2 separate regions of the Homo sapiens genome follow, and region 2 is linked to region 1. Evidence: read pairs that join two places in POLR2A ChIA-PET (ENCODE). Cell type or tissue: OCI-LY7. All regions are shown on one strand. Links, peaks and the distances in the headings refer to the core of each region. The heading gives the core; the rest is flanking DNA. Region 1 has its middle 110 kb from the start of LINC02836. Region 2 has its middle 160 kb from the start of LINC02836.

Region 1 (16,671 bases), core at 8,369-10,868:
AGCACGTGTCCTCTTTAGTAGGCTCAGAATGACCTGGTCCCTAGGCTCACTTGAAGATAACTAGGCTTCTCTGAGAATCCTGTGAACCTAACATCACTCGAATTTAGTATATGTGAGACTCATTTACTCCTAGATTCAATGCTCAGAGGGTTGGGTGGATTCAGATTGCCTTCAGAAAATGAGTTAAAGATCATGGAATACATTCGCTTTAGAATTAGCAGGGATGAAAGGGAAAAAAGAACAGGCTTTACAGCATCAGGTAAAATTCAAGTATAACAAACCTGTGAATCTGACAAATCATTTCATGAGAGGGTAATTTTATGGAAACAAATATAGTCCTGGAAACAATGTTCACAATCTCAAGGACCTGGGGAGAGAAGAAAACTAACAACAGGAATAAATTATACATTAGGGAAACAAACACAGTTGATGGGAAAGGAAGGTTTCACCTTCAGACAGCTCTCCCCATTTTGTTTCTTTCTAATTCCAGCTCCAGATCCTTTTTGGTATGTGCATTCTTGTCTTGGTGAATTGTTTGGAGATTTATTATTATAATAATTATAATTTCCTTGTGGGGATGGTTAGAATATTTGTTGGGGAAAAAGAAAAAGAAAGTTGAAAAATTGTTACTACTTAATGGCAGGACATAATGTCTGTTAAATTCTATGTTGCAATCACTTTTTCAGTCTTTCTCCCCAATGCCAACTGCCTACAATTAGTTAACTTTATTATACAGACTAGCAGGCGCGTGGAAGGAGACTAATAAAAATATTTGTTGAGTTTATTATCGAGAAAATGCTTCAACTACTTTCCAAAAAGCACTGTTATCATAGACCAGTGTCTGTCAGGTCATATAAACAGCTCTGCTACGAAGCATGTTTTCTTTTGAAGGGATTTATTGTCATGCAACTTTATACTTTGGAGAAAAACACAGATTTATCAGTAAAGAATATGAGTGTGAAGCTTGCAACTTGCTATCCAGAAGAAATCGTTAAAGAGATATCTTTAAATGTATTCAAATGAGATTGGTTTCCATAGAATGAAGGAAAATGTACAAATCAACAATTTATGAGCATTTTTAAATCTTTTATTTCTTGAAACTGATAATTAGAAGAAAACCCAAATTTAAGACCTTCACTAATTTTATTGAACATTTATTCAAAATCTTATAAAACATCTTTTATATGTGAAGACAGATAGATAGACGTCACTTTAACGGCTATTGTTGAGAATTCAAGAATGCAGAAAACAATTCTTATAAGTCATGTATCAAGTAGTAGGTCCATTTTTTTGTTTTATTTTTAGTTGGGCCTAGTAGTTATTCTTTTCTTTCTTGAATAGTGCCGCTACCTGCCTAAGAATCACAGCTCACTTCCAAGACAGCCATTTCAATGGTGGAAAAGGATTAACAATAACAGATTAATCAATCCCAGGAGAATTTTCTCATTATCCCCAAGGGATGTATTCCTGTACTCTGAGGCAATAAATCCAATTGTAGTGGGGCCATATCTACCCATTGCCCTTACTTAATGGTTATAATGCTTTTGACACAATTACTGTTACTAACTTGATGTGTCTTTATCTTTGCAGTACTAAGAAAATAATGCAACATCAACTGAACATAAAACCCCATTGCTTTCGTTAGAGAAATAAAAGATAACAGCATACTTGAATGGGTAGACTTACCTCTAGAAAGGGAAAATTTCTGTTTTCTGTGGAACTTCAGAGGCACTTTTCTTGTGGGTTAACCACTAGAGGGCATCATGAGGCTATATACTTAACACTTGGAATATTGATTACTCGAATTAATTATTCTTAAAACACTGTTCTTCATGTTCACAATTCTCATTTAAATGAATAAAAATGGAGGTGTAAAAATCATTTGTCTTCAATTTAATGTGCATTAGGAATATTCAGCAGAAATGCGACAGAGACTAAAACTCCAAGTTACCAGGTCCGTTGAATCACACACCAAGAGAATTCATCTAATTAAAGGGTGGATATGGCTAACAGAAAATGGGATGCTTCAACATGATTCTGGAAGCAAAGTAAATACCTTAGAAATTTATTATCTATTCAATCATTTTTTTCATCATAAGCATTATGAGCCAAGGACCAACATTCAACTAATTGCCACTCTGGAGACAGCCATTTTCAAAGTTCAAACTGTACTTCTCAGAAAATGGAACAGGGTGATTGCTACTTCTTGCTATAAGATCTCTGGATTTCAGCTCATGCTTCATCTCTAACCTGCCAGTTTGGGTGCTTCCTTGACTTCTTTCCTGAAAATATTTGGCAAAAGATGGCCAGGCCATGTTGCCTTTTGTGATACAAGAAGTGCCTTGACTTAAACAGGGGCTACAACAAAGTATTTGACCTATTATGTAATTTCTCAAGAAACCTGGCCTAATGTGGGTTTAACTATTATTTTAGTATTTTTTAGTCAATACATTTTATCTTTTAGAGAAGTTTTAGGTTCACAGCAACATTGAGTGGAATGCGCTGAGTTTCCATATACCTCTGTCCCTGCCCCCTTCCCCCATAACCTCCCCGACTACTGACATCCTGCAGCAGTGGTATATTTGTTACTATTAATGAACCTGTATTGACACATCAGTGTCACCCAAAGTTCATCATTTACATTCGGGTTCACTCTTGGTGAAACTAAGGGTTTTGACAAATGTGTATCCACCTTTGCAGTACCATACATGCCCTAAAAATCCTCTATATTCCCCCCATTGACCCCTCCCTCTGCAGTAACTGCTGGCAATCACTGATCTTTTCACTGTCTCCATAGTTTTGCTTTTTCCAAAATGTCATATAGTTGAAATCATACAGTACATAGCCTTTTCAGATTGGCTTTTACTTATTAATAGGCATTTGTTTCCTCCGTGTCTTTTCATGGCGTGATAGCTCATTTCTTTTTAGTGTTGAATAATGTTTCATTTCTTAGGTATAAAACAGTTTGTTTATCCATTCACCTACTGAGGGACATCTTGATTGCTTTCAAGTTTTGACAATTATAAATAAGCTGCTATAAACATCCACGTGCAGGTTTTTGAATGAATGTAAGTTTTCAAGTCATTTGGGTATTGTTTTATTTTTAGCTTATCTGAGCTCTTGAGGGAAGAGAACAATGCTTCCTTAGAGTTAACTAAGGTTTAGCCTTTCTTTTGGCTTATGGAGAGCCATGCAGCGTTAGGACTGAAAGGAAATTTGGTGGCCTAATCCACTCATTCTACTTTAGGAAACTGAGGCACATACACATGGACTAGTTGTTATTCTATCCTTTATAAAAGCCTAGCCTTCCTGGATTTTGTTTTTCGGTGTGTGTGTGTGTGTGTGTGTGTGTGTGTGTGTGTGTGTGTTTGCTTTCAGATGTCACATTAGTTCTTGAATGACTAGTAAATTTTAAAGATCTTTTGCCCATTGGGTTCAGTCTCAGATTTTGCCATTAACTTTTTGATACAAACCATATAAGCATGAAAAAAATCCAGCGAATAATTTTTAAAATGCAAAGTTTGGAATGAGAAGGGGCATGGAGAAGAAACATGGTCACCTGGGTTAGCAAGCTGTCCTGAATTGGTAGTTTTAACTCAATACCGCTGAAGACAATTCTCATCTTGCTGATGACCCAGGCTACTCTGCCCCAAACAATCCTCAAAGCAGGGTACTGGCTTCCCATCTGGAAAATCAGACACAGTAGTATAACTGGATGCTAAATGAGACCTCTCCTGTTACCTTCCTTTCAGCTGAGGTCCCAAAGCTGAGAATCATAGGTGATAACTACTCCCATGTTCTAAAGAGAGATGTTAAACCATCTCTTCAAAGCTTACCAAGGAGGTGGCCCTTACCTCAGTCTGATCAGACGAGGAAGAGAGTGAGTATTACTTTGAAGAGCCCTGTTAGAGGAGAGGGAGGTGCTCCCCCTAATTCAAAACAAATGAAGGGGGCCTTTACAAAAACCATTTGTAGACGGTGTGGGTCTTGCCAGGAGAGAATACTGACATCGCACCGCACTCATACACCTCCCATCTTCTCCCACAACCCTCTCTAAACAGAGGTCCAGAGCAGAGCCTGGTTGGTTACATAATTCTTGGGAAAATTTGGCCTGCGTTTTCTGGAACGTGGAGACTAGTGTTTAATTCTTACTGGAAGAGTCCGAGTCTCAAGAATAGAAGAAGTCTTTGTGGGTGTCCCGTCAGTTGCAAGAGCTGGGCTGCATGGCAAGCAATCGGACAAAGGAATATAACCTGCCCTAGGGAATAGCAATGTTGGAGGTTGTCTTGGGAGGAAGGGAGTGGTCTCATCAAGAACCCCCAAAAGCACCTACATTACTTAATACAGGGGCTTACAAAATCTTAGGGAGAGCTAAAGGAGCAAGCCTCCCAGAATCACTCACAGAGTGATACTGAACTGACCCACTGGGAGACTTCGTACCTCTGAGGCTACCTCTTGAGTTAGAAGCTGAAGCCATATCCACCACTACTTCTCTCCATATGGGAACATGGCAGGTGGACACAGGAACAACAGAATGGTACATTTGTTACAACTGATGAACCTATATCAATATATAATTACCACCCAAAACTTCATGGTTCCATCATCTCACTTGTTAGAAACCATAGTCTGACAATACCATTCAGGACAAAGGCATGGGCAAAGATTTCATGACAAAATCACCAAAAGCAATTGCAACAAAAGGAAAAATTGACAAATGCTATCTAATTAATCTAAAGAGCTTCTGCACAGTGAAAGAAACTATCATCAAAGCAAACAGGCAACCTACAGAGCAGGAGAAAATTTTTGCAACCTATTCATCTGACAAAGGTCTAATATTCCTGAATATTTAGGAACTTAAACAAATTTGCAAGAAAAAAACAACCGCATTAAAAAGTGGGAAAAGAACATGAACAGACACTTCACAAAAGAAGACATTCATGCAGCCGAAAAACATATGAATAAAAACTCAACATCACTGATCATTAGAGAAATGCAAATCAAAACCACAACAAGATACCATCTCATGCCAGTCAGAATATCAATTATTAAAAAGTCAAGAAACAACAGATGCTGGCAAGGTTGTGGAGAAATAGGAACACTTCTACACTGTGGCTGGGAATGTAAATTAGTTCAACTATTGTGGAAGACAGTGTGGTGATTCCTCAAAGATCTAGAACCAGAAATACCATTTGACCCAGTAATCTCATTACTGGGTATATACTCAAAGGAATATAAATCATTCTGTTACAAAGATACATGCATGCATACATATGTTTATTGCAGCACTATTTACAATAGCAAAGACATGGAATCAACCCAAATGCCCATCAATGATAGACTGGATAAAGAAAATGTGGTACATATACACCATGGAATACTATGCGGCCATAAAAAGGAATGAGATCATGTCCTTTGCAGGGACATGGATAGAGCTGGAAACCATTACTCTCAGCAAAACTAACACAGGAACAGAAAACCAAACACCGCATGTTCTCATTTATAAGTGGAAGCTGAACAATGAGAACACATGGACACAGGGAGGGGAACAACACACACTGGGGCCTGTTGCTGGGTGGAGTTTGGGGAGGGGGAACATTAGGAAAAATAGCTAATGCACGCTGGGCTTAATACCTAGGTGATGGGTTGATAGCTGTGGCAAACCACCATGGCTCACGTTTACCTATGTAACAAACCTGCACTTCCTGCACATGTACCTCAGAACTAAAAATAAAAATTTAAAGAAAAACAAAAGAAATCATAGCCTGAAGCTCAGGAAGATGACCTCTACCTCATTCCTGCCTTCCAAATCTCCTAGTAAGTGAATCTAAGGGACACAAATTCACATCTATTTAATAGAAACCTATCTGCAAAGCAGTCTAGGAAGTGTAGTTTTCATCTGTTCAATCTCTTTTAGTAAAAGTAAGGTAGGAACAGGCTTAGTGGGTGATTCGGATTTCCCAACACAGCACCCCACAAGAGAAAGGACCCATAATTGGGTTCCTGCTACAATGAGGGCCTCATTGCCAGATAACAGCAGCATTGGCCAAGTAAGAAACATTTTCCCTCTTTTCTCACCTCATTTCCCACCCCCCTTGTCTCTACTCTGGAGGACCTACAGTAGAACATAGCTGGAAGTATCACAAAGGTAGTGCAAAAATATTACAGAGACCATGTCCATTTCTTGTACCACAGGTTTCTGAGACTGTGTCAGGCCTGAGTGGTATGGAGGGGTGAAAGCTTTGAATTGACATGAAATCAGGGTTTTGATACATTAGACATTTTATTTGCTGAAAACATAACTGGTCATTAATATCAGAAGGCAAGGGTGATATTTGGTATGTTCTCCAGCTAGGATAGCACAGGTAGTGGCCAATCAGAATGTACAATGGCCATAAGTAACTGGTATAACTGGACCTGACATTGGCCCAGCCTGAAAGTACCTGGAACTGGTGAGGGATCTTCCAAAGATATTGTTTAGAGGAAGGAAAAAAAAAAATCTACCAGGAGAGAAGTAAAAGTTCAATGTGAGAAAAATGTAATGCTGTAATGTTGTTTTCTGCTTGCACCATACCATGTTCAGCTCATTTGATCAACTGTTTACAATAGATTTTTCACTTTGGTTAATTCCATTGTTCACTTATTGCTCCGTAGCATTCATGACTGGAGTTTAACAAAGGGCTACTGGACTTTTCCTTTTCGATTCTGAATTTAAAGAGTTGGGTTTATGCACTTCCCCTGGACTTATCTGCCATGTTACTCATTCCCCTTTCAGTCCTTTCAAGTGAACAACAGATTCAACAGGGGGAGTTTTGCTGGATGTTTCTATCCTAATATTCTTTTTTTTTTTTTTTTCTTTGAGACAGAGTCTCACTCTGTCGCTCAGGCTGGAGTATAGTGGTGTGATCTCAGCTCACTGCAACCTCTGCCTCCTGGGTTCAAGCAATTCTCCTGCCTCAGCCTCCCCAGTAGCTGGGACTACAGGCACGTGCCACCACACCCGGCTAATTTTTGGCATTTTAGTAGGGACAGGGTTTCACCATGTTGCCCAGGCTGGCCTCGAACTCCTGAGCTCAGGCAATCCACCACCTCGGCCTCCCAAAGTGCTAGGTTTACAGGCGTGAGCCACCATGCCTGGCCCCTAATATTCTCTTTTTGATGCAAGAGCTATAACTTAAAGGGGAATGGTAGATGGTTATAAGAACAGGGTAGGCCAGGTGCGGTGGCTCACACCTTTAATCCCAACACTTTGGGAGGCTGAGGTGGGTGGATCGCCTGAGGTCAGGAGTTTGAGACCAGCCTGACCAACATGGTGAAACCCCGTCTCTACTAAAATACAAAATTAGCCGGGCGTGATGGCACGTGCCTGTAATCCCAGCTACTTGGGAGACTGAGGCAGGAGAATCACTTGAACCTGGGAGGCGGAGGCTGCAGTGAGCAGAGATCATGCCATTGTAGTCTAGTCTGGGCGACAGAGTGAGGCTCCACCTCAAAAAAAAAAAAAAAAAAAAAGAACAGGGTATAGACATCTGAGATTTCCATAGGAAAACTTTTTATGAGCCCCAGGCACTCCCAAAGTAACAACTCCCATGAGCCTCACTCCCAAAGGTAACAACTTGACCTTATATCCAGTCTGTTGAGCCTGGCATTTTAATATATTAATCTCTTTGTAAAATATCTCTAAAGACCATTCGTTCTGAAACGTTTGCAACTTCATGACTGTATGTAATATACTTATTTTTGCAAGTGAGGGTCATGCAGCAGTATATTAAAAAGTAATAAGCTCTCAAAAGCTTCAAATTTATTAAGCAAAGTAATTAAATTTGTTTTAGAATATGGCCAATCCCATTGTCACTGAATTAGGGGATATTATATCAGTGTAAATGTTGGGGCTGGGGATTCTCCCTGTGGCTGTGTTACTGCTATACTACTAGATCCCAGTGGTTTTTAGATGGTCATGGTTAATGAGTCACTTTGCAAAACTATACACTCTAATATCGTTGGTCAAATTGATTCTATTCTCTGACTGAAATGATGCATCCACTGTCTTTATTGTGGGGGTCCATGCAGAGTGTCACGATGAGCACTGTCTACTTGTTTCCCAATATCAGTATTTTAGGGTAAGAGGGAAGAGGGACAACATTAATTTATTAAGGACAACTGAAAGCACCTGCTTTTGATGAAGACTTTCAAGAAATATTCCACAATTAGCTGTAAGAAAAGTTCTAAAAATAAATCTATTTATCTTTGTCCTCCCTCTGAATGCAGCCTCACACTCACCAAGAAAACATTTCTGCTCTTTGTAAAGTCAACCCTGTATTTTATGGTTCCTTCTATTTTGTTTTAAAATTGTTGTCTGTTTTGAATCACAAAACCAAAGACTTAGCTGCTTCTTTTGTCATTATGTTAGCTTTCTTCCAAATTCTGACCCCATTTTTTATTTTGTTAAGCAGAATGGCTATACTAGCAAGCATTTGGAAGAATACCCTAAAAGAAATAAAAGGGAATATGCATCAATATTCAGGAAGACAACTGACTTAATAACCAAAATTTATCTTCAAATCGCTCCAGGTTCAATGATGATTTAATATACAATCATATTATATTTTTATTTATTAAAGAAACAAATCCATTCTCATCTGATATAAACCTGGGTTTTCAGATTGACACTGAACCTACAAATCAGATACATTCAGCAAGTACAATGCCTGTGATGGCTCCAAGCATCAAGGTCATTTGTACTAACTCTTGCATAATTATGCCCCATCATGGGGTGTATTAGGTCTTAATTCTTACCTCGTGCTTATCATTAGAAGAGACAAGCTTCCATCATTCTGTCTCCTCCTAAGTAGAAATAAAAGACTCAGGTGTGGAGGCCAATAAGGAGATTTCCCTCTAAGAAACAGTGAGGTTCTTGCCTGAGGCAAGATGTTTGAAATGTACCACATAAAACTCCTCTTTCTGTTCCCAAATAGGCTTCATATGCCAGTGAAGATGGAAATGGAGCACTGTTAAAATTAAAGACAGTTTTGCCTTTCAACACAACAGATGAGGAGCTGACTCATCCCAAACACCCTAATCAGTGTCTCTTTCTCTCTCTCTCTCTCTCTCTCTCTCAGAAAACCTGGCTTTGAGATGGATTTTCCATGGTGAGAGTTGCAGAACTGAGCCCGGGAGCTACAACTCATCATGGCTTCTGCAGTTCCACAGATAGATGTGTGGACTAGAGATAAGACATGAGAACCCTAAGGAGGTGAAAATAACAACAAGAGCAAACCAAACTGGGACAACTCCAGCAGATCAAGGCCATGCTATTATGACAGTTAGATTTAGATCCATGATGCCACTACGGGAAATCTGCAGTCTGAGTGTCGCCCAGACCCGTGAAGTCTCCTGGGGCAATGCTCAGAATAGGGCCTTTATTCCCTGGTGCGTGCAGTGTCGTTTGTGAAAGCTCCGCCCACAAAGCCATCAGATGGTAACAATTTTCAGTCACTTCCAACTTGAGTTGGTTTTGAACTTTAATATGCAACCTAATTATGACTGCAAACACTTTGTTAAGCAAACAAACTTCAAACCCTTTTTAAAAAACAGCTCTTCTCTGGTCATTTCATCTTGTACAAAGGCTTTAAAAATAAAACTGTGTGGGGAATTAGGGAATCCAGGGATGAAAAAAAAGACACAAAATTAAATGTCTTTAATGTAATCACCACTTAAGTATTGAGTATCTGAACGTTTTCTTTCTAATCAAAACTTGGAAAATAAAGGATCCTATACTCTATTTTCTCTCTTTAGCCATTCAGCTTCTACCCCAAAATCACAAATAACATTTTCTCTTACTTTAAAATAGAGAAATAAAACTTTTAAATTTGTTCTCAGTTTTCTTTTGCTTACTAACCTCTTCTGATTCTGAAATATCCAGCAGATTTGAGGTTTCTGTTCTCTCTTGTTTTCTCCTCCCCTTGAGATTTTCTCACAGTAACATTTCTTTTCATTTTTGAGAATTGGGATCATTACATAGCAGATGGACATCAATGAATATCCACCTCTGAGGGCAAAACAAGGGCAACCTGGCAGATCTGCAGTGGAAGGAGATGCTGGGAGTGGCTAGACCCTGAAATAAGTCACCTAAAGAGACTACAGCTGCCTCATCTACAGATTCCACAGGGTCTGCGTTCCTCCCTGTCTTTAGGCGTTGATCCCTCCGAAGTTAAGTTCCCCACAGTCTTCTCAATTTACCTGTAGTCTTTGATAAACATCTTGAGTGTTTTACATTTTCCTTTGGAGAGAGGTCAGAGAATAGAACTCTGACTTCTACTTGTATTATTCAACAAATTTAAGAGGGAAAAGATATAATAGGTATTTTCTCCACATCTCTAAACACTGAGCTCTCCAACACCCTTCAGAAGGAAACTCTGACACCGCCCTTCTTTGAGAATCACCTAAGGTAAAGCCTAAAACCCGTGGTTTCAATAATCCATCTCTTCCCAGTTTTCATTTTCAAAAAAGAAATCACTTCACCGTTTTTGTGAAAGCAGAAAGATGTTGAAGCCAAAATATTGTGTATAATCAAGAATATCAGAAGACCACTCCCTCCTAGGAAAGCCTACCTGCACTTAGGGTGCTGACTCTGATTTTGTGACAAATGATTTTTGTTGCCGACTAAATGGCTACCCCTCCCTGTGCCTTCTGCCCTCTGACAGTGAGACGTAAGTATACTGGGAGCTCAGCAGAAGTGTTCGTTACCGACAATAAAAGACACACAAGAGGAAACAAACCTTTTGCCGCCTCTGGATGTTGCTGTCTGCGCTGAGGCTGAAAAAATAGCAGCCATCTTGGGGCCATGAAGGAATTCAGCTAAAAGACAAGCCAATTTACAGAGAGGACAGGTGGAGTGAATCTGGGACCTTGATGGTATCATTTCAACACTAAACTCAGCAAGTCTGGAGCCGCTCAACTTTCAGGTGTTTTGTTATGTGAGCTAAAAATGTTCCTTATTGCTTAGGCTACTTGAAGTTGAGTTTTCTTTCTTTACAACCAAAAGCATCCTGATATTAGTGGTTGAGTTAAAACTTTGAAAACAGAGCAATGTGAACATTTATTTCCCTTTAAACTCTATTGGCAAAAATTCTTATTTTGACTTTGAATGCAAAGTGCCTTGCTATGTGGAGAGTAACCAGCGAATGCCACCATGCACCATCTCTGAACTGGGCCTCTGTGTTTTAGATGGATCTAGGCATCAAGCTCATGCTTCCCCCAGACTCCCAGACCTGCTCCTCCACAGAAGATGGCCTGTCTTATTCCTGGCCAACCAGTGGACTTTTCCTTCTTTAACCCTTCTATCCTGGACTAACTGAAAAATATATATGGGTTCATTTACAGACCTTAAAAATCACAGAGTAAAACTATGATTTTCTTCAGCCCTCACAACAATAGCAATGTTGGGACCACCAGCCTTAACTTGGAAGTATTTCTCCTCTCTCATTCACCATGTATATTACCTCTTTAGCAAGTCAAAGCAGAAACAACAAAAGCCAAACGTCTACTGTGACTTGAATGGCCTGAAAACAAGATTTCTTGTTCCGAAGGGCAAAAGAAAGCCCAGCTGTGGATCTTTACATCAGTAGTATGGCAATAGGAGAACTCCAGCAAGCCCCTTGTCATTATTTTTAAGGTTTTAAGGGAATTAAACTGAATGTCAATTTCAAGCACACTCTTACAGCAGAAGTAAGATAAGCCCCAAGTTCTGACTGGTTTTGTAGAATTTCTTTTTCAGGCAGGGTAGAGGTCCCATAACGGCTCTCAGCCCATTTGGGACGGGGCACGGTGGAAGAAAGCCTTGGGTTGAGGCCATGAGAAGACTCTTTCCTTCTCAAATGAAGCCACATTGACCAGACTTCTGCAGACCTTTCTGGGTTTCCTGTCCTCACACTCACAAATCTTGGAAACAGTTGGAGTCTAATGAGTAACTCACTATGGGAATCTCCCCCAAGAGAGGGGGCATCCTGTGATCTCTAGGGAGGGGGTTGGGGTCCTGCCTTAGGGTCAACCAGAGAGCATCTCCTTCCTCCTGCTAACCTGGCATGTTTTTTCTACCACTGACAGGGCTCAGGGAAGTCCAAATTTACTTTCACCACAGCCTAAATTATAGCATTCAGGGTACTTTCTGCTCTTTTAGTTATTTTGTATGTCCTCTTCTCTTGTCCCACTCTAAGAGGAATGTTTTTTTCTCTCTTGCTCACCATCATTCTTTATTCCACATATGGTGACATGAAAATCTGCTTAGGAGATTTGATTTTATCTCGTGATTCAGTGTCACAGCATTGAACAGTCATTTCTATTTGAAGAGAACCGTAAAAAATGAATACATCTTTTAAAAGTGAACCTTGATATTATCCAAAAGAAAAATGTGTTTCTATTCTGAAAAAAATAAATTATTTATGTGTTGCTTATTTGGTTTGGGGAGTTTTATTTGGGTGTTTGGAGCTTGTTGTAAGTTTTCGTGCAGGGGTTTTTTCATGACTATTAATGTTGAATGAATCGGCTGGTAGTTGGTAGGAAAGTGCAGTATAGGGTTCACTCATGGAAGTGGCTATTTGATGGGTCACAAAGCTAATTAAAAACAAATTTAAAATAAAAACAAGAAGAAATACTGGCAATAGCATTCAGGATGTACGTGGCAAACTTTGGTTTGTTACAGTATTACTCAAAATGACTCTTTCATGTGGGAAAATATTTTTAGTTCAAATAAAACCAGAAAAGTATAATTGATGTAGTATAAAAGTATAATTTGATCAAACAAAACAGACAAATTAGCGCATGCTTAAATCCTAGGGTCTAAAACAACTTAGGCTACAGAGCCTAAAAGAAATTTGATAAGCTTTTCCTTTCATTTAGGTTTCTTGTGGGTTTTCATAGAACGTGTATATGTAGGTGAAACTCAGCCATCACTTGATTATGACCCAGAGATTAGAAATGTAATCAGGAGACTGTGGCAAAAAGAATGTCAAAAGAAAAAAAAAGCAAAGCAGATCCCTTAAAATTGTTTTCAAGTAGATCTGTCCAGCTGTAAAAGAGCTAAGAAACCTCTGAGGCTCATTTCAAACACAGATGAAATGAGTATGCATGAAACATTTGAATCAGAGGTCTTCTTCAACAAGGGTTTTTATAGAATCTGAATAGTTTTAGGAAAAAAAAAACTGATCATTCACATTGCTTTAGCCTACCTTTTATTTATTCTTTCACTGCATCAAATAGTTAAGAATCTTCTGTGTGGCAAACATGTGTGTTATCAGAGCAAGATGAGTTTCCTAGCCTCTAGGAGCCTACCATAAACAATTACCCAAATAATCATCTTAACAAAGTTATGATCAATACTTAAGGGAAACTCTAGTGTGCTTTAAGAGTGTACCAAAGTAATCCTTAACTTAATCACAGGGTATGGATTCAGAAAAGCCACCTACAGCCTTGAGATTACAACTGAGATCAGAAGAATGAGAAAGAGTTAACTACTAGGTGAACAAAACTGGGAAGATTCCCCAGTAGAAGACACAGATTGGGTGGGAACCAAGGTGTCCTGAAGCCCAGCACATTCAAAGAAACCAAAAAGAGAGAGTGTGTGACTACATGGACGGTGAGCCAGAGATGAGTCTGAGAGGTGGGCAGGGGCCAGGTCACATAGGCAGGGGTGATGTTCTAAACATTTAGCAATTTAGAAAGGCACAGACTTGGCCATTCCGAAGGGAGGCTGGCTATCAAGAACCTGCATAGTGGAACCAGAACAAGGAGATGACCATCAGCCCAGCATGAGAGGCCTTGGAGGACACATTTTGAGTTCTGGACTTGATATTCATAGCAAGAAAAAGACATTGAAGAGTTTCAGCAAGGGAGTATCAGGATCAAATATGAGTCATAAATATTTTCTAGAGAGACTGATCTGCAGATTAGTTAGTTTAGTTTACCAGTGAGTACCCACCACACCAGCTGCAAAGTGCTGTTGAGGTGGGTACTAAAATAAAGAGAAGAGACTGCAGCCCCTGCCCTCAGGAAAACAGAGCAATGTGAAAATTTATTTCCCTTTAAATGCTATTGGCAAAAATTCTTATTTTGAGTTTGAATGCAAAGTGCCTTGCTATGTGGAGAGTGACTAGCAAATGCCACCATGCACCATCATGGTATCCTAGTAGCTCTGTGTTACAAAGGGAAACAATAACTCTTTAAAAAAATTATTGAAGGACCTTTATTTTTCCCTCGGAGAGCTTAACATTCCTAGCTAAATTACTTCCCCCCATGTCTGCTTAAAGCACTTCCTCAAAATACAGAAAGCCACAGAGCCCCTGTGAGGGTTTTGTATCCCAGTAAGCTGTCACTGGCACAAACTTTTCCCTCCAGGTGTCAGCAAGAAATTTCCTTAACCTAAAGGCCACCCCCTTTCTGCAGGTCTGGTTTTGCCAGACAGAGGGCAAGAAGTGCCAGGACAGACTTCCCTATGAGTGCCATCCTGTCTGTTGACCAAGTTTAGGAGTTGTCTTCCCAAAATATCCCTATAAGTCACAGTGGTTTCATCTTCTCACAAGCCACATGAGACTTGTTCTTCTTTTCTTGAATAAAAGTTTTATCAAAGTTATGCAAATTAGTATAGACCCACTGTTAGGGGCTGGGAGGAGAAGCAGTCAATGTAACATGAAATAAAATAGACTAAGATCAAAAACAAACTATTCTGTTTAGCTGACTCATTTCAAAATGAAATCAGTAATTTTGTAACAAGGGGTGGGGGATCAGCAGATGTTTTCAAAGGATACGAAATTTCAGTTAGATAAGAGATGTAAGTTCAAGAGATCTATTGTAGAACAAGGTGTTTATATAGTTAATAACAGTGTATTTCTGTAAATTGCTAGGAGAGTAGATTTTAAGTGTTCTCACCACAAAAAAAGAGACATGAGATAATGCATATTGCTAATTAGCTCAATTTAGCCATTCTACAATGTATACCTATTTCCTAACAGCATGTTGTACATAATAAACAGTTTTTATTTGTAAATTTAAATAAATAAATATCTTTTGAAAAGGTAATTTAGTAACAAACTAAATGCATCTTTAAATAAATGGAAAACCCCATTGTAACACATTCGGGAATTGTAGAAATATGGAGAGCATGCACAAAGAGACAGTTCTTCTTTTCTTCTAATCTCACTCTCCAGGGACACTAATTTAATATGTATACATCAGTATTTTTCTATGTTTATCAATATATAAACATATATAGTTTTTTTCTCTTATCAAAATAGAACTATTCCAAGATACTGTTTCACATATTGTTCTTATCACTTAATAACGTGTCTTGAACACCTTTCCAAGGTAACTGTCTATTAGTTCATAGACTGGATTCACAGTTCATACTATGTCCCCTTATTAATATTGAGATTGTTTCCTTTTTTTGCCTTTCAACCAATATTGGAAGGGCATCTTTGTAATTATATCTTTATCTATTTGCAAAATGAAATTCCTAGAAGCCAAACTGTAGCATCATAGAGGATTCACATTTTTATATTTTTAAAAAATTTCAAATTGCCCTCTAAAAATAGTTATACTAATTTACTTTCCTAAGGAAATTACTTTAAATTGGGCAGGGGTAAGAAATGACTCTACATTTTAATGTTACTGACATTTACCTGCACCATGCTAAGACCTTCACATACATTTAGCCTATGGGTTACAAAGCAGAAATTTTGTGGTCATTTTACTGCTGAGACTCTGGGAGTAGACGCTTGGGTGATTTGCACAAAGCCACCCTGGCAACTGGCACAGGAGGGAAGAGTAGGGCTGTCTGAGTTCAAATCCTGGTTCTATTTTACAGCTAATTGGCATGGGCTTTACTTCTCTGTGATGGTTAATTTTATGTATTAATGTGACTATGTCATGGCACCCAGATATTTGGTCAAGGTATTTCTTTGAAGGTATTTTTTAGATGTGATTAACACTTACATCAGTAGATTTTGAAGAAAGCAGATTATCCTCCATAATGTGGGTGGGCCCCATCTAATCAGCTGAAGACTTTAAGAGGAAAAAGACTGCAGTCCCCTGAGGAAGAAGGAATTCTGCTTCCATACTGCCTCTAGACTCAGGCTGCAATGTACATGCCTCCCTGGGTCTCCAGCTGGCCTTTTCTGCAGATTTCAGACCTGCCAACCCCCATAATTGCATAAGCCAGTTCTTTAAAATTTCTCTCTCAAGAGGAGACGGCCGGTGGGCGGGGGGCAGGGGGAGTGAGAGGGTGAGAGAGAGAGAACCTATTGGTTATGTTTCTCTGAAGAACCCTAACTAACTAATACATTCTCTAAGCCTCATTTTCCTCACCTGTAAAATTGTGACAACACTACTTCCTTTGTGAAATTACAGACTAAACTAAATAATCCATGTAAAGTGCCTAGTGCCAGGCAAATTGTCTGTAGTTCACACATTTTTCACTATTATTTTTTGGAAAATGAGCTTGAACTCACTGCTCTGTTCACTACCACCCTCATCCCTTTCCCTTACAACACATTTTATCTCTCTCTCTCTCCCTCTCTCTCTCTCTCACACACACACACACACACACACACACACACACACACACACGCAAACACACGCGAACCTTAGGAGAACACAGAACCTAGGCCCTTCAGTTTATAG
Region 2 (16,671 bases), core at 7,791-10,290, 49 kb after region 1:
GCTGTAAGTTCAGTTAAGCTAGGAAAGCTCATTTCTAAAGAACTTCCTGTAAACAAGGTCCATGACTGTCTCCAGCTCATGATGAATAAATGAAATAATTGATCGCAACAGACACGTTGCCTCAAAGAAAGTGTCTCACACAATAATATGTCTTTTATTTTTCCTGTTCTGGGGTGTGGTTAGGTTGACTTTCCCTTGGTTAAGGGACTTTTGAGTCTGACTACAAAAGGTTAAGTGCAGTTGCAAAGTTGAAAGGACCCAGACAGGAAGTATTTGCTATTTGATAGGTAAAAAGAAAATCCCTTGATGTTACAAAATTAAAACAAAACAAAACAAATCAAAACCTGGGTGAAAACATTTTTAGCTCATGAGCTTGAATTTTAAATCTTATGATGATCTCCTCCTTTCCAATACTTTCTCATCCGCAGATATGGTATAAAATTCAATTACAATAGAAGATAGTACGTGCTGCTTTACTTGCCACCTCATTTCCAATCCAGAATACTGGATGCATTTTGTGAAACAAAGCCATAGGAATACAGAAATGTTCATTTCATTCTCCTTTTAAGCGCCAGCCATTGAGACCTTCCAACTACTTATAGATCGAGATATTGAACTCTGCAAAATGGTTTTCTTTGCTGTGATTTCTTTGCTATGTTTTCATCTGCTTAGAAGGATGAAAAACTCACCACTTTCCTTCTCTCTCAGATTTTGATAGATTAATTCAAAAACTCAATCTGAAAACGAGCTTTGAAATTTAAACCTGAACCTCTCCAGTAGAGAAAAGGTAGAGCCAGAGGAAGACAGACCTGGGAGAGGAGGAGAGACCTTCCCATTCCCAGTATTCTCCCAAGTTCAGTTCACTGGCATTCCTTTTTCTTTTTATTCAATTTTAATTTTTAATTTTTGTGGGTACATAGTAGATGCCTATATTTATGGGGTATATGAGATGTTTTGATACAGGCATGCAATGTGTAATAATCCAATCATGGAGAATGGGATATCCATCCCCTCAAGCATTTATCCTTTGTGTTACAAATAATCCAATTATACTCTTTTAGTTATTTTGAAACGTACAATTAAATTATTATTGACTATCATCACCTTCTTGTGCTACTAAATTGTAGGTCTTATTCATTGTTTCTAACTAATTTTTTTTGTACCCTTGGCACTCCTTTTTCTGAAAAAATAAATCAGTTAGAAACAGGTGATGAAATTACAGAACTGATTAAGACATAATGACCAACAGTCCTTTTCAAATTGGGGCAGAAGTAGAAGAAAGAAGGAGGTGGGAACACCTCAGGTTTGTTACTGCTGACTCTACAGTCGCTTTATTGTGTGCGCTCAAGAATAATGAGAAAGGACAGTTGGGGGAAATGTGACAAATTGGAAAATAATAAGAACTAATGCAGTACGAAGTGCTTGCTTCATACCAGCACTCTTCTAGCACTCCATACTTATTAACTCATTTACTTCTTACAATCCTGTGAGACTGGGAGGATTATTAACCACGCTTCACATGAGGAAATGAAGCACAGAGAGGTCAAGTAACCTACAAAAGACACACAGCTAGCAAGCTTATCTGGCTCCAGCGTGTGTATTTGGCAGTGTGGCTCCAGAATCTGCTTTTGGTTTTGTTTCTTAAACACTAGCCAGCATTGCCTCTTTATATTTTAGTACCTACTTCACAAGAAATTATCAAGTTGCATATGCATAGTAGCACGAAGAGGGAAATTAGCAGGGAGATTCAAGGAAGTTAAAATAGGAAGTGGCTGAGGCAAGAAGCACCACCAATTTAAGGACTCAGGGGCTGGTCACAGATTGTCCAGGGCTGCCCGTTCAGATAGTCAGGAAACAACCTCGAGGCACAGCTTCTAAGATCTTATTTCCTCCGAGCTGGAAAGCAACATGGTGTGTCCCCAGGGAGTCTCCTTTGGGAAATCAGCCATCCGCATAGGGTGGCCTGTCCTGCTCCAGGCTCCCTAAGTCACACTCCTTCAAGCTCAGGAGCTGGACGATCCCAGAGCTTGCCTGTTCCCACCCTGCCTTCAGCTTTTGCTATTGGACCATTTCTTCCAGAGCAGCACCCACATCAGAATCTGCACTGAGCCCCTCTGCTTCTCTTTCCACCTTTCTTATTTTTGCTCTCCTGGGAATACATGTCCCTCTCACTTCATGGAACAACCAACCGTCAGCTTTGGAAAGGGCCAGGGTGATGATCCAGCTAGGGGTGGGGGTTATTGAAAAGGACCATGTGCCCAACTGGGGAGGGGAGAGCACAGGAGATTCTGGTATTGCTCCAAAAGGGGTGTCTTTTTTTAATGTTTAGAGATGATATTCTGGCTCCATTCTTTCATTGGGTAGCCAGGAGGCTGCAACCTGGAGCAGGGAAATGACTTAAGAATGGGTCATACAGCTAGTAAGAGGCAGATGGTAAACTCAGACACAGATCGGCTGCCCTGGGGCTCACTGCATCTGTGCCCACCACTCACCCAAGGGCAGTGCCCTCATCCTCCATGGGCTCTTTTTCCTCCTGGACCTGCATGGAGACAGTCATCAGGGAGTGTTTCTGGCGAATTCTGCCTTCAACCTTCACTCTCTTAGACCATAAATCACCTTTTAACAGGTAAAAGATCAAAAGTTGCTGATCTCACCCTGTGCCAGATGCTTATTTCTAGCTTGCTTTTCTGTTCCACCCCCGACCTGGCTACAAATCTTCCTCCTGTAGTCTTCCTTTCATTGTCCTCTCCATTTCTCTCTGCATTGGATGTTTTGCATCTAGCTCTTGTGAGCTCTCAGGCTGCCCATGGGGATGTAGGCCGGAACTATGTTCACCGCACCTGCTTCTTCACTGCTGGCTTTTCACAGCCTGCCTTTGGAGGTCTGATCCCACACCCTACTTTCCATTGTCCAAGAGGTTAATGGGCGGGTTGTGTGCTAACGCAGTGTCCCTGCTGGTGGCCCATGAAGTCCAAGCTGGCTGCATTCTGCATCTAGCCAGCCAGCCCCTCAGTATCCACATGGAATAACTAAGCAGTTTATCTTGATGTTCTCCCCAGACTCCTCCCTCATAGGCCCAGGTAGATCTACCTTCAACTCTCCTGTTTCCTTCCCTACGGAGATGTTCAGACATAAAAGGAGCCTCCACACAGCCACCATTTCATTCAAAACAAGATGCTAATAACTACCCTTTATTCAATATTCACTATGTGACAGGAATCTTCATAGGTTCTTTGTATATGTGATCTCAAACTTCATAAGAAACCTTCGAGAGGTGATTATCATCAGCATTTTGCAGATGAGGAAGCTGAGTGGTTTTAAGCAATTTGTCCTCTCTCAGATATAAAATGCTGAAGTTGGGGCTGCAACCCAGGTCTGTTGTGGACAACACTGCCCAACCTCTTTCCACCACAGCATCCATGTCTTTGGCCTGATGTTATATTTTGTTCTAATTTCAGGCATTATCCTGGGACAGCCTTCTAGTGAATGAATGTGCCATGCTATTTCGGTATGGGGTTCTGTTTCCTCTACCTCTCAGTGGCATCTGCTCACATGTCTTGCCCTGAGTGGTACTCTGCCGTGCCCTGCCACCCTTCACACCCAGCAAGGTTCTTCTTTCCGCTGCTAGCTTGGGCCTTCCTTCTTTTGTCCTTCAGTTTGTCTAGAGGAAGTCATTAAAACTGACCCAAGACTAGGAACTTCCTTCTCTGCTCTTGCTCTCCCCTCTCTCCCCACTGAGTTTTGTTTTCTGCACTGATGGGGTTGTCTCAAGCCTTTTTCTTCCTCTTCGAGCTTGAAATTCAGGCTCTCTTCTCAGGTACTTCAGTGCAAAATCAGCTCCTGAAAGCTGTTGCTCTGGCTCATGATCAGCACCACAGTTTGCCTTTTTGCCTACTGGTTTCTATTCTGCCATCATTAAACAATATTTGCCGGACAATTCTCCTTCCAATTAAATCTCTCCTGTCCCTCCCAGGCAACTGACAACTTAGCTTGAATCTCACTGCTAGTAGTTCGTGGGACCAGGAGTGTGGGCAACGTTTTTCAGGCAGGAGCAGGGCTGAGACTTTGTCAAAAGCAACCAGGCTTGTTAAGAACAGAACACTGACCAGAATCTCAGTGTGAGACAGAGTACGGTTTTGCTTAGGGTCTAGTAGTTTATCCATTACATCAGAAGTTCCCAAACTTCTCTTCAAAAGTGGAACTGAGACGGAGTTTTACTAAAATAAGATAATAGTGATCTTCTAATTTACAGAGGGGGGAAAGAAAATAAGTAGACTTTTATCACTTTTATTTGTTTCACTAAATTTTCTAAACTTTTATGGTATCTTCTACTGTTTATCTGAAAAAAATTAATAACTTACATCAAAATATCAGAATTTACATCTTTAAATATTTGATGGACTCTTACTTTTTTGACTATTTTGCATGTATGCATATATAATTAAATGACAGTTTCTACTGGTAAAATTACTACTTCCTGCAATGGAATTCATTATATCAATATTTAATTTCATGATTTTCCCATCAGAACCATGAGACTACATTTCCTAAAGGGAATGGTGGCTGGGGGAGAGGCACCTAAGCCTTCTGCTTCCTCATTAGATCATTCAAATGCAAGATCAGCCTTGGGCAGTTTGGAGCAGAGCACCTTCCCTGGCTGCCAAGGGTATGAAGCTTCCTCTGTGTTGCAAGGGGAGTATCTACCCAGGGTGGGAGGAGACACCCTGGAGGAGCCGATGTAGGAAAAGGAACCCAGAGCTGGCTCCCTGGAGACTGTGCCACTCCTCCTGCACTGTTACCCCTTCTGCTCCAAGTTTGGATTTACCTTGTGCTTGATGCCTTCCCTACATTTTATCCCATGAGGTTTCCCCAGATGAGGATTTCATTCAGCTCCCGCTCATTGAAATGCTGGGCTGTTCTCGAAAGAGGAAGAGGTGGCATGTCGCTGTGATGGGCCAGCACTCTGGGCCCTACAGGTTGAAATCTCCTACTCACGTTCCATGACGCCAACACCTCTGGCATAAAAGTGGAGAGAGCAAATAACAGTTGCCTGGGAACACAGAGTGTTTTGATGTTTTGTGGGTAGACTTCTTTAGTGAGTTACAATGATATTGAAAATGTTCACAAAATAACCACCTTTTCTTGCAGCCAACAGTGAAAAGGCAAAGGCCTCTGGCAGATTTCAAGGCTGAGGTTTCCAGGTATGTTTTATTCATGTGCAAATCTGACCACACCTGCCATCTGTCACCAGGCAGGAAAGGAACATGATGAAGTGGTACCCAGGAATGCTTCCCATTTAGGCCTCCATTACTAGGTTCTCCCTGTCTTGCAGAAATACCCAACTTGTTTGCAAACCTACTTGATAGCAAATTGTCTCTTCTTCCGGCGGTATGAAAAATGAGAAAGGTCACCCACTGATTTCAGTAGTGAAACTTCTGCTCACGGAAGGCCAGGCGTGTGGTGTGGTGGGCAGCATGCAGACAAGCAGGAAGCCATGTGTCATAAAATTACTTGTCCTTCACGAAGCCGGAGGTGCGTGGTCACTTGCCTTGAGGGGCAGTGCACTCTCTGCCCAACTAACTCAGCAAGATCTTCCTGAAACTCTGAAGCAAGGCCTGTGATGGGTGCTGCCTCTCCTGTAGGGCTAAGAGAGCAGCTTAATTTGGCTGGAGGAAGAAGAGACCAAGGGTCTGAGAAAAGAGCATGGCCAGATCATGCTCTTGTGTGCACGAGAACTACCTAGTGTGATGCTCACAATATCCCCTTCCCCAGTTCTCACTTCATTGATAGGGGCCAAAGTCTTGGAATTTTGCAAACCAAACCCAGCAGGTTGGAATGGGCAGCCAGCACTGAGAACCACTTGCCCGGTGTCCTGATCTCTTGGACACATTGCTCAAAGCCTCACTCAGAAGCATGGTGGCCCTGTTAAGAGCAACGCAAAAGCACCTCTTGTCACTCATTTGGCGGCAGAGACCATGTCCCCAATGCCTCATGTTAAACATGTGCTCTCGGTACAGTGCAGCCTTTAAGGGAGATGAAGCCTGGATTGTGAGAAAGGCTCAACACAGCCACTCACTGGGCTGGTGCACAGAACGGGACACAAAAGACCTTCAGCTCAGAGACTCAGAGAGAAAGCTCACAGTCCCCAGGCAAGTTGCTTAACATCTCTGGTCTCATCATCCTTACTGTAAAATAGAGTGTTGGACACACAAGACAATCTCCAAACTCCTTCGAGCTTTAACAATGTGTAAGTTTATGGTTTTTCATCCCATGCGTCTGATCATTTCAATCTGTACTAACCTGTTCTTTCCACCTACAAAATAGAAATGAAATACATCAGCTCCAGAAAGACTGATGTATAAATACTTAGTTGTAAGTGCCAAAAGATTTTAAAGTTCTCTTTGTGGCTACATTTCATCTTGAATGTATAAGTTGAAGCAAATCAAGTCTGGTCAAGGCTTACATTGGAGAAAGATAATGTGAGACTCAGCCCTGCTTTGACATGCCTAAGAATGGCATGTTCTGAGGAAGGGATATGTGGCCAGGGCACATTTTGTTTCTCTTTTTGAGCCTTAAGGAAGGTATATTAATACTGATTCCTGAAAGAACCTGTTAAGCGCTTCCTGATGTAATTCACCTGAGAAATTGCTAAAGAATATGAACTTCCTATGGCAGATTTCAAGGCTGGGGTTTCCAGGTATGTTTTATTCACGTGCAAATCTGACCATACCTGCCATCGGTCACCAAGCAGGAAAGGAACATGATGAAGTGGTACCAAAAGCCCTAGGAATTTAAAATTTGCCAAAGTGCAACTGTTAGTTTTCCTTCCTGTCTATGGACATGAATTTCCTTTCTGACTAATTTCTTCGTAGAAAGAGTAATTAGCTTTATTACTAACATTACCTCTGTTACTACCTTTACGCAAATTATTAACAGCCAGCTACAGCTTAACAGTAATACTTAACAGTATTACGAGTACGTGAACTTTACCTCCCTAAAACACTCGTGATTGATAAACTGATAGATGGATAGATAGATATACACAGGTATGTATATACGTGTGGATATATATGGTTTTAAATGTGAACACACAAACACCATCATCAGCAGCAGCAGCAGCTATTCATTTTGTTGAGCACCTGTCACAATCCCTGTGCTTGTGGAGGTAGCAATTTAATGAGAGAGCAAATACAGAATATCCATCAAAAGAGGTGAATAGCCCTGTATAGCATAAACTGGCAGTTCTTAAAGTGTGGTTCAGAGACCTCTGGGGGACACTGAGACTCCCAGGGAGTCCAGTAAGGAAAAAATATTTTTATAATAATACCTAATGATATATAATTATGTTATTTGCTTTTAATTTGCATTTCTCGTGAGTGTACAGTGGACTTTTCTAGAGGTGACATGATCTGTGATATTGCATTGAATGCAGAAGCAGACCAGGAGTCCAGCTTTCTCTTATGAAGCCATAATTATTAGGCTATTTTCATTTACTAAAAGTGAAAAAAGAATGCCACTCTTCTCACTCATATTTTGGTTCTGAAATATTTTTTCATTTCAAATATGCTAACAATGTTAATATGCAATGAGCTTATTTTTTAATGAATTAATAAAAGTATAGGCCATCACCCTATTAAATTACAAGTTCTTGAAAGATCTTTGCCTACTTTACCTTTGTGTCCTAAAAACTGATAAATGAATGAATGAATGCTGAATGCCAAAATAATGATTTAGACATAAACTGTATAGGAGTCCAGAGGAAACACCTATCCTGGGGAAATTTGATGAAGAAAGTGAGATTTGAGGTGGTGCTTGAAGACAGGGGAAGGCTTCCACCAGGAAAATAAAACTAGAATGGACCCTTCCAGTGGGGAAATAACATGATCAAATGCACAGAATCAGGAATTTTTAAAGTGTACTTAAAAAAAACTCATAGAAAGATTAATGCTAAAGCTGGCATTAGTAAGATTCCTATGAGGAGGTGCAAACGAGCAGATAAAGAAATCTGGACATTTTGGTAACGTTTTCTTTGTAGACTTAATTTGAAGAAATGATCATATAAAGCCTGTTGGTTCCTGATGATGAGGAAAGAACTATTAACACTCTGTAGCTGACTTCACACTGTGAACACTTGGCACTGAAGCTGAAAACTAAGCTAGAATTCAGTAGGGAGGGGTAGTAAATGAAGGTCACTTCCTACACAGATCAAGCCAACCCCAGTTTTGTGTTAAAAGGCTAAATGTTTAGCTAGCAAATACAGAGCACACTTTCCTGAAAATAACAAGTTTAGTGTTGAGATGTTTACAGTTTTTCTAAAATTGCATTTTGATTTTGTAAAAACTTGATTAAAACAAGGTCACTAGATGTCATAAAAATGACATCTAGATTTTTTTTAAATCTCACAAAATAATTATTTGAAACAAACGTGTTAGGCATTTCAAAGTAATTTTTTCTACTAAGCGAGCACCTCTACTTTATAAGTTATATAAAGAATACTATTTTGTATGAATTATTTATATAAGAATTATATGAGAATAATATTTTCCTAAGACATACACTACAGTTTCCATCTCCACACAAAGTTTTACAGAAGTCTTCATTTTGAAGATTCAAAATATTTTAAACTGGTCAAATATTTAAAACTGTATAAATAATTCTATAGAACAGTCAAGTTTGCTTTCAGCATGTTTCTAATACATTGCTAGTTGGCCAAAAACAAAGCAAAAAACAGAAAGCAGAAAAGGCTAACAAACTCCGTGGAGTAGATTTGAAAGTTAAAGAGGCAGAGCCATGATCTCAATTTGAGAAAGGAGGAGGTAGGATGAACATACCACTCCTAGTGGCAGCCATTATCCAAGCAACTAATCTTGCTAATCTGTCTAGTATGTTCTATTTGTTTTGTGTTTGTTTTGATAAAGTAACAACAACAAGAAATGAGGATGGAGTTGTTTAGGTGAAATATGAAGCCTTATGGAAATAGATGCAGATTTGCTACCAGTAGCTGAATAATAGAATTGTGAACTTGTGAATTTTCTTTAGCATATTTTATACATAGAAAATAGTCATTACATATTTAACAATTAAGGAAAACATTTCCTGCATAGCATCATACGTTATAGACATTTTCTTATAAACAACTAATCAAAACACTATTTTGTTAGAGGCCCTGAATCCATAAAGAAAAATAAGCTTATAAAGTCTTTTGTCCTATAATCCCCTCAATGTAATGGAATCTTTTCTCTAAGTTTTCATGGAGTGCTTCTTTTTAATTTTAAGTAACCATACATATTTTATAAGCAAACATATGCTATTTTTCCAAATCAAAAGACTTTGCAAGTTTTTCCTAGATTAAAACAACAACTCTGCCTCTCTGCACTGGCATCCATCTGTGTTGGTATGTGTTGTACACACACGTGCACACACACACACACACACACACACACCATGACACACAGGCAGCAGAGGGAGGCTGGAAAGATCTGTGGAAGGAGAATCAGAAACCTCAGGAACCTGTTATGATTCTGTTTACCTAATTGTGAGACATGAGCAAAGTCACTTAAATTTTCCTGAACCCCAATTTTCTTTTTCATAAATTGTTTATAATAATAACATCTCTGCCTGCCTCAGCAGATCAGGGCGATACTCTAAAAAGATGACATATAGGAAAATACTTTGTATGAAGACATGATTTTCACAAATATTTAAGTACATTTCTTATGCTGTAAAGGCTCAGTTTCAATAACAGCTATCTTTGTTAAGCAAAAGTTGAGTTATGAAACTAAAAGTACAACTTTCCAAATGATGTGGGATTTCCTGTTCTGTGTTTTACAGGGCCTTGTCCCAGATGGGCAACTATTTATTACCATATGACCAAGCCAAGCTTTGATTACAGTTATTAGGGCATGAAAATATTGGCTAAGCCAAGGTCCCTGTTGTGAAAGATAAGGAGCATGAAAATCTAAGAAGTCATGGGCATGATCCTTCACTCATGGGTTCTAATAGTTAAGAAGGCTGAGGGTAATTTAAAAAAAAATGAATAGAGCTAAAAATAGGAGGTTAAATATTACCTTATTGATGAACGTACCAACTAGACTTCCCTGCTGATATTAGGAGGTCATGCTGAGGCCTGGACTTTGATGCAATCGCAGGGCTGACCCAAGGCATGAGAGAAGGAAAGCAGGTTCTCCTCCCTGGGGCACCACCCGTTTGTGCTGTTGGGCTCAATTTCAGGTGCCTGCCTGCCCCACTGCCCTGGCCCAATACCTGTGTGATGCCCAAGGCCTGAGATGGAACCTCCCTCTAGAACCTTGCCCCTCTCGATGCTTTCAGACTTACCTTCACTCTCAAAGGGTTTCTCATGTCTGTGAAATTGCTACTTCTGGAGGCAGGCTTCCTGTGCTTCCTGTAGGTGACAGTCAATTGATCAATTGAATCCAAGGGTCTCACACTGAAATGACCACCAGGGCCAGGCAGAAAAAGTAAACAGTAAAATGGGCCAGGTGGGTTCTGTCACCATGGAGAGTGCCTGAACCATTGCATGGGAACAACGACCTCTGAGCTTCAGCTAGGTGTGACCTTATAGAAATAGAGATCCCAGTGTGGCTAGAAATTTTCATGAAAAACTGGAAATCTAAATTTTTATTTAAGATCTTGACTTTACATGTGTTGCCAACTAAATCAAAGTTATGTTCTTAGTTTTTAAATATGAGTTTGTTTTAAACTGGAAGTAGACAAAATAAAACATATCAACAGGTCATATTCAGCCAACAGGCAGCCACATTTTCTCCTCTTATTTAATGGGTGCAAAAGGGAGAAATGCTAAAGGAGGACAGAGTCCTCCTTGCCCCACCAGTTAACACATATGCCTTATAGGAACAGCCTGTTGGTGCCCCATTTTTCTTTGTTGTAAATCAAAAGGATCCAAGGATCCAAGAGTCTCACGCTGAAATGACTACACACTGCCTGACCCCTGCAGTCATGTCAGTGGGAGACCCTTGGATTCAAACCATCAGTCGACTGTTACCTGTAGGAGGCACAGGAAACTTGCACCCAGAAGCAGCAATTTCACTGACATGAGAAACCCTTTGAGAGTGAAGGGAAGTTTGAATCTAGTTCAGACTAGATTGGAGGAAAAGGTGATGCATGGCACCTGTGCAGAGGAGGAAAAATTGCTGGAACTGGGTCCTAAAAACTCCCTCTCATCTGCAATACGGACAAATCCAGCTAACCCTGCCCTGAAATGTTCTTTTGCACTGTAGCAACAGCAGACACCTATTGGTGCCCCACGGATGCTTCCAGTCCCTCCCCCAGGCATTCTGACAGTCTAGAGTCTCCAGTGAAGGGAGAAGAATGTACACCAGAGGGCAGGAAGTCGACACACAAGCCCAATGCCCAGATGAGGAAGTCATTTGCCCAGATAGGTCATTTGGCAAGTTGCTAACAAAAGATCGACACAGAGTTCATTTCCACTTAATCCAAAAGATTGTCACTAATTCAGAGAATCCTGTTTACCCTAGGAGGGACTTGGAGATCATCTTCCCTTGCCTCCCCATTTTTCAGATGGGAAGATCAATGCCTACAGAGTCTTCTAAACTCAGCAATATCAATATCACCTGCATTGCTTACTGTTCAGGACCAATGCATCGGGAAAATGTTTTCCTACCACCTAGCCTCCTCTATGTAAGTGCAGTTTGCTATACACGGCAGACCAGGCACTTCTCAGAAATGGGAAGGTCAAGTGATATTATCAGTGGTCAATATATCACTCTATTGCTGACTATAATATGAACACCCAATAATTGTCTCCATTTCAACCAGGAAACTGGTTGGGTGTGACAAATGTGCCCTTGTTACTCCAGAGGTCTCTGAAAAGCTTTGCTCTGCCATTCATGGCTTTTGAAAACCAGAAAATGACTCAGTTGGATTTGATTTAATTACCTTACAGAAACCACCTTTGAGGGCCAGACACGGTGGCTCACACCTGTAATCCCAGCACTTTGGGAGGCCGAGGTGGGCAGATCACCTGAGGTCAGGAGTTCGAGACCAGCCTGACCAACATGGAGAAAATACAAAAATTACAAAAATTAGCTGGGTGTGGTGGCACATGCCTGTAATCCCAGCTACTCATGAGGCTGAGGTAGGAGAATTGCTTGAACCCAGGAGGTGGAGGTTCCAGTGAGCTGAAATAGCACCATTGCACTCCAGCCTGCACAACAAGAGCAAAACTCCATCTCAAAAAAAAAAAAAAAAGAAAGAAAGAAAGAAAGAAACCACCTTTGAAACCAGTGAGCCTGTGAATGGCAAAGGGGAACTCCAGCAGTTTGGAAGGAGGCAGGAACAGGCTTTCTCTAAAGAGAGCCAGTCTGTCTGTGACCACGGAGAAAGCAAGGTCTAAAGTTCAGGGACCAGTTCATGAGATCTGCCTGGCAGTGCTGCTGCGGCTGGGGAAGGAGCCACTCTTCTTATGTAATGGGAAGGAGGCTTACAACACAGGCCACCAGGAGTGGCTCCCAGTGAAAGCGACCTGTGCTCTACAGTGGCTGTCTGCCATGGGAACTGGTTTCACAGTCAGGTCCTGCTGTGTTGGCATCACGTTTCACGAGGAGGGCTTTAGAGATCTTTCATTATTATTCCAGAAAGAAAGATTATTAATCAGGTCAGCACCAGTCCTCCCATTTAATCAGTGGAGAAACTGGGGTGAGCATTTGCCAGTTCTAGCTGCATTCTAAGGTGAGTGACTTTGAAGCATCCTGCCTGGGATGCTGCGGCCCAGCCCCCTGGGCCCAGCCAGGGTCCCCTAAATTGTGGCGAATGGTCAAATGTAAGAAGTGAGGGAGACACTCTAGATCTGGAAGGAATTCTTCTTCTGGTTTCAGGGATTTTTTTTTTTTTTTTTTTTGGTGCTGGGAAAAGGGAAGGGAACTGGGGTGGTCTCTACTGTTTCCGAAATGTAGATTTTTTTTTACCTTAAATTGTGTCAACCCAGAATATTTTTGCATTTTTAAAAATTATCATGGGACTATATTCTGCATTATGAACAATTTCCAAGTGTGACTTCAACTGGAAACTTTATTAGCTCATTCAGGCATGACTCGTGTCACTTAGCAAACTGCTGCTTCAGTGAAGGAAATAAATGTACTTTCAGGGGTGCACTGCGTCTGACACGCAGAGGAGTTCTTAATTCTGCCCACAAGGAACCGGCCTATTACCTATTATCACATGCTTAAAAGGAAGGTAGCAACTATTCAAGTCAAGTTTTGCAGTGAGGAAAAATAAAATGTGACTTGCCCTGTAGAATAAAACTATTCACATTTGTATAATAGACATTTAAAAAGCATTTTCACATAGCACAAACATAATACCAAGCATAATTTTTTTAAAAAAAGCATTTACTTAACATCAACTAAAGTAAAATATTTGCTTAATCTAAAAAAGCATTTTTATATATAGCTAATGTAATCCTCACAACCATCCTTGTTTTATAGATGAAGCACCCTAGGCTCTGGGGTGTAAAGTAACTTGCCCATAGCTTCTCACATGCTCATGTCAGAGCCTGAACAGTCCTCAACTCCAGTGCTCCTTCCTCCTCACCTCCACTTCCCCAATTAAAGAGGGAGTCAGGCTTTTTCCAACTAGTACTCATCTCTAATTATGAGACAAAATGCCTTCATCCCCCTTTCCCAAACAAGATCTTCCCCTGCTCTGAATTTTTGGTGAAATAATAATTCCATAATGATACATCTTCTTCCTTCACTACTCTCTCCCCAACCAAGTACAGTGCCTGTCTCCTATTGCAATGGACATTTGTGAAAGGAAGGATAGGAGAGAGGAAAGCAAAAAGAGGGTCAGGCAGGAAGGGAAGACTCAGAAAATTCATCTTTTCTCATTACCCCAGCAACTAACCAACCCTAAGTGTTTTGAAGCACTTAATAGGTGCTCTGTATTCCGCTAGGATATAAGAGAGGTGTCAGTCAGGGATCCCACCCTAAGGAAAATTATAATACAGCAAAAAGATAACAAAAAATGGATCAAGTAGAGAAGAAAACAATGTGAGACAGACCATTCAATGGGGAGATGAGAGCTGGAGAGAGGAGAGCAGGGAGCCAGGGGAAGGCTCTGCAGGGGAGGGGCTCTGGGGCAGCATGAGGCTGCCTGAGGTCCTGCCTAGGGCACCGAAGAAAGCGCAGGAGTGCAGGCTGACACAGGATCAACTTGATTCCTTGTGTTTTACGTGCTCTACGTGAGAAAGGCTGAGAACCCCAGAAGGTGACACTGGCTACTCTGTAGGCATGAAGTGACTCCGTGAGTCATTGCCAGAATGTCAAAGGGATTTCTTAGTCAGGAAACAGTCTCTGCCTTGGTGTTGATCAACAACTTAGACAAACAGAAGTCTAAAGAGCAAACAGGCCAGCACAGAACCCCGGCCCCTCGGACCAGGCCATGCCCCACTTACTGTAAATGCCCTTGGCCACACCCAGCCTCTCACCAGTGCAGTGAAGCCTGAGACTCCTGGACCTACGACTCTGCTCTTTGCCCAGCATTTCACTCAAGGGGAATTGACTGACACTGATCCAAAGCACAATGCACACACTAAGATATGTTCAAATAATAATAGTAACTTGCGGAGTGGATTTGTCACTTCCAGGTAAAATATACAAAAAGCTCCATCCACGACACACTGCGTAATTCCCATTAGGCAGAATATGACAGACATAACTTGAAATTAAAAATGACATTCTGCATTGGAGGAAAGGTAGCTTTCATGATTTAGACAGAAACAGTTTTAACAGATAATGTTTACCTCCTGTTGGACAAACTTGTGACCTTGAGTAAATGACTTAGTATTTTTGGCCTCAATTTTCTCATGAGTGTAATGCTTAAGCGGGGGGTAGGAATAATCTCTACACTTCCCTTACAGCTTTGAGATTCAGTGAATCTAATCTCTGTATATCCCTGAAGTAGAAAACAACACTAAAAGGCCTGTAATCTACTCATAAAGAGCATTCAGGTCCCTGAATATTTGGAATGACCAGTAAAGCAACATCAGCCTGCTTCTCAGAACTCTCAAATGGTAGACCATAATCTCTTTCCTTATAACTGAGATCAATCAAAAGACCTGGAGATCTGGCAATACTACGGGAGGGTTATTTTAGTAGTGTTTGTTTTCTTGAAGTATTATCAAGTCATTTTTGCCCTAAAAAAAAAATCGCCAAATAATTCTGCAACCAAACATTCAAAGTATTGGCAAAGAAAGAGATAGAGAGAGACAGAGAGAGAGACCCAGTCCTTAAACTGGAAGACAGATTTTAAGTCCACTTATTACTCAGATGACCTTTGATTCTCAATCTTCAGGACCTCAAAAGCCTTCCTCTCTTAAAAGGGGGAAGGAGGCAAGAAGAATGCCTTCCATGTCTAGCTCACAGGTTTGCCTGAGGGACACAGGAGATAGTTGGTGTAAAAGTGCTTCATAAAACTTAATGTGTTCTACAAATGAAAGGGATCATATTTTTTATTGCAAACCATTGTTCTTGTGACTGGAGGAAGCTGGATATATAAGCACAGTAATCGCTTAAACATGTGTTATAAACTTAAGCCTGAAAGTTAATGCCTTTAGCAAAGGAAACATTATTTTTATTATTACCATTATGGAGAGGACAAAGAGAATTCAGTGTTAATCTGAAGGAAACTCACCAGTGGGAGCTCCACCCTGAAAGGATTATTAAACTTGTGACAACACAGGTAACCAGACAACTAGAGCACCTCCTACTTTGAAGCAACACTGGTGATGATGGCATAACTCACCCTTTCCTTAGTATCGGGTGCAACTGGCACCAAGAACAACACCCATGCCCAGGTGACAACTGCGCCAATATGGGTCAGCATCTCACCTCCTCATCAAGAGTGAGCCCAGGACAGAGACCTGGAATGCCAGGGTGAAATCTCTACCTGAGGGGTCTTAGTCGCCCAAGGAGATCTACAGAAGAGCTGAATTCAACAGCTATCTGCTATCCCAGGCCAGACAGCTTTTCCACACAGAAACGAATACCTCTCTCATCTGAATTGGAATACTCATGACAAGTAGCCAGAAGAGTCATCGGTTAAAAACAAGGGTTGGGCTGGGTTTCTCTTGACTTTCTGCATGTCTTGCAGGGCAGAACTTTTCCTGAAAATCCCGATGTTCAGATGTTTACAATTACAGGCAATGAGGCTCAAAGAGCCAGCCTCATGGATCACTTGTGTTTTATTTTTGGTTTTGTTTTCATTAGATGCAACACTGAGCTGAGCCTTGAGCCTTCCAGGGAGTTGCACAACCTCAGCTTTTAGAGATTGTGTTTCATGGTCACGGAAAAAAAAATAATTGGATTTAATAGGTTTTCACAATCATATTATCTGCTTAACCTTCCAAGATCATTACTCACTTAATTGTTAAGCCCCAAGGAAAGATCATAGGGTAGGGGTTATGCTAGTCAGTCATTACAATTTGAGAGAAAAGCAGATTCTTCACGACTGATGTAAAATCTGAATGTAATATCAAACGTTTTAAGTGTTCTGATTTAAACCCCTTATATTTGAAAGAATTGGGCTCCTTTGATACTTGTTCTCATTACAGAATGAAAACTTGCATGTTATATATGATGCTTATGTATTTGCACATAAATATATATTTACATG

The links. ChIA-PET counts read pairs that join two places held together with the same protein. Peaks named below come from ENCODE experiments on the same cell type or tissue, not always from the same donor. Only the 100,000 strongest peaks of a DNase experiment are listed, where the experiment ranks them.
Region 2: POLR2A ChIA-PET joins it to region 1 with 5 read pairs; 2 of 35 experiments call an interaction of 5 or more read pairs at or near these places.

The regions. Positions count from the first base shown.
Region 1 is chr6:105,731,998-105,748,668 of GRCh38, forward strand. No RefSeq gene overlaps it. Among named protein-coding and RNA genes, the nearest start is that of LINC02836, 110 kb to the left of the region's middle. RefSeq lists an enhancer at 9,037-9,331. In OCI-LY7, for the core only: no CTCF peak of the experiment used is centred there; a DNase peak (open chromatin) is centred at 9,434.
Region 2 is chr6:105,781,969-105,798,639 of GRCh38, forward strand. No RefSeq gene overlaps it. Among named protein-coding and RNA genes, the nearest start is that of LINC02836, 160 kb to the left of the region's middle. In OCI-LY7, for the core only: CTCF peaks have their summits at 8,865 and 9,072; DNase peaks (open chromatin) are centred at 8,833 and 9,803; H3K4me3 peaks cover 905 bases; H3K27ac peaks cover 967 bases.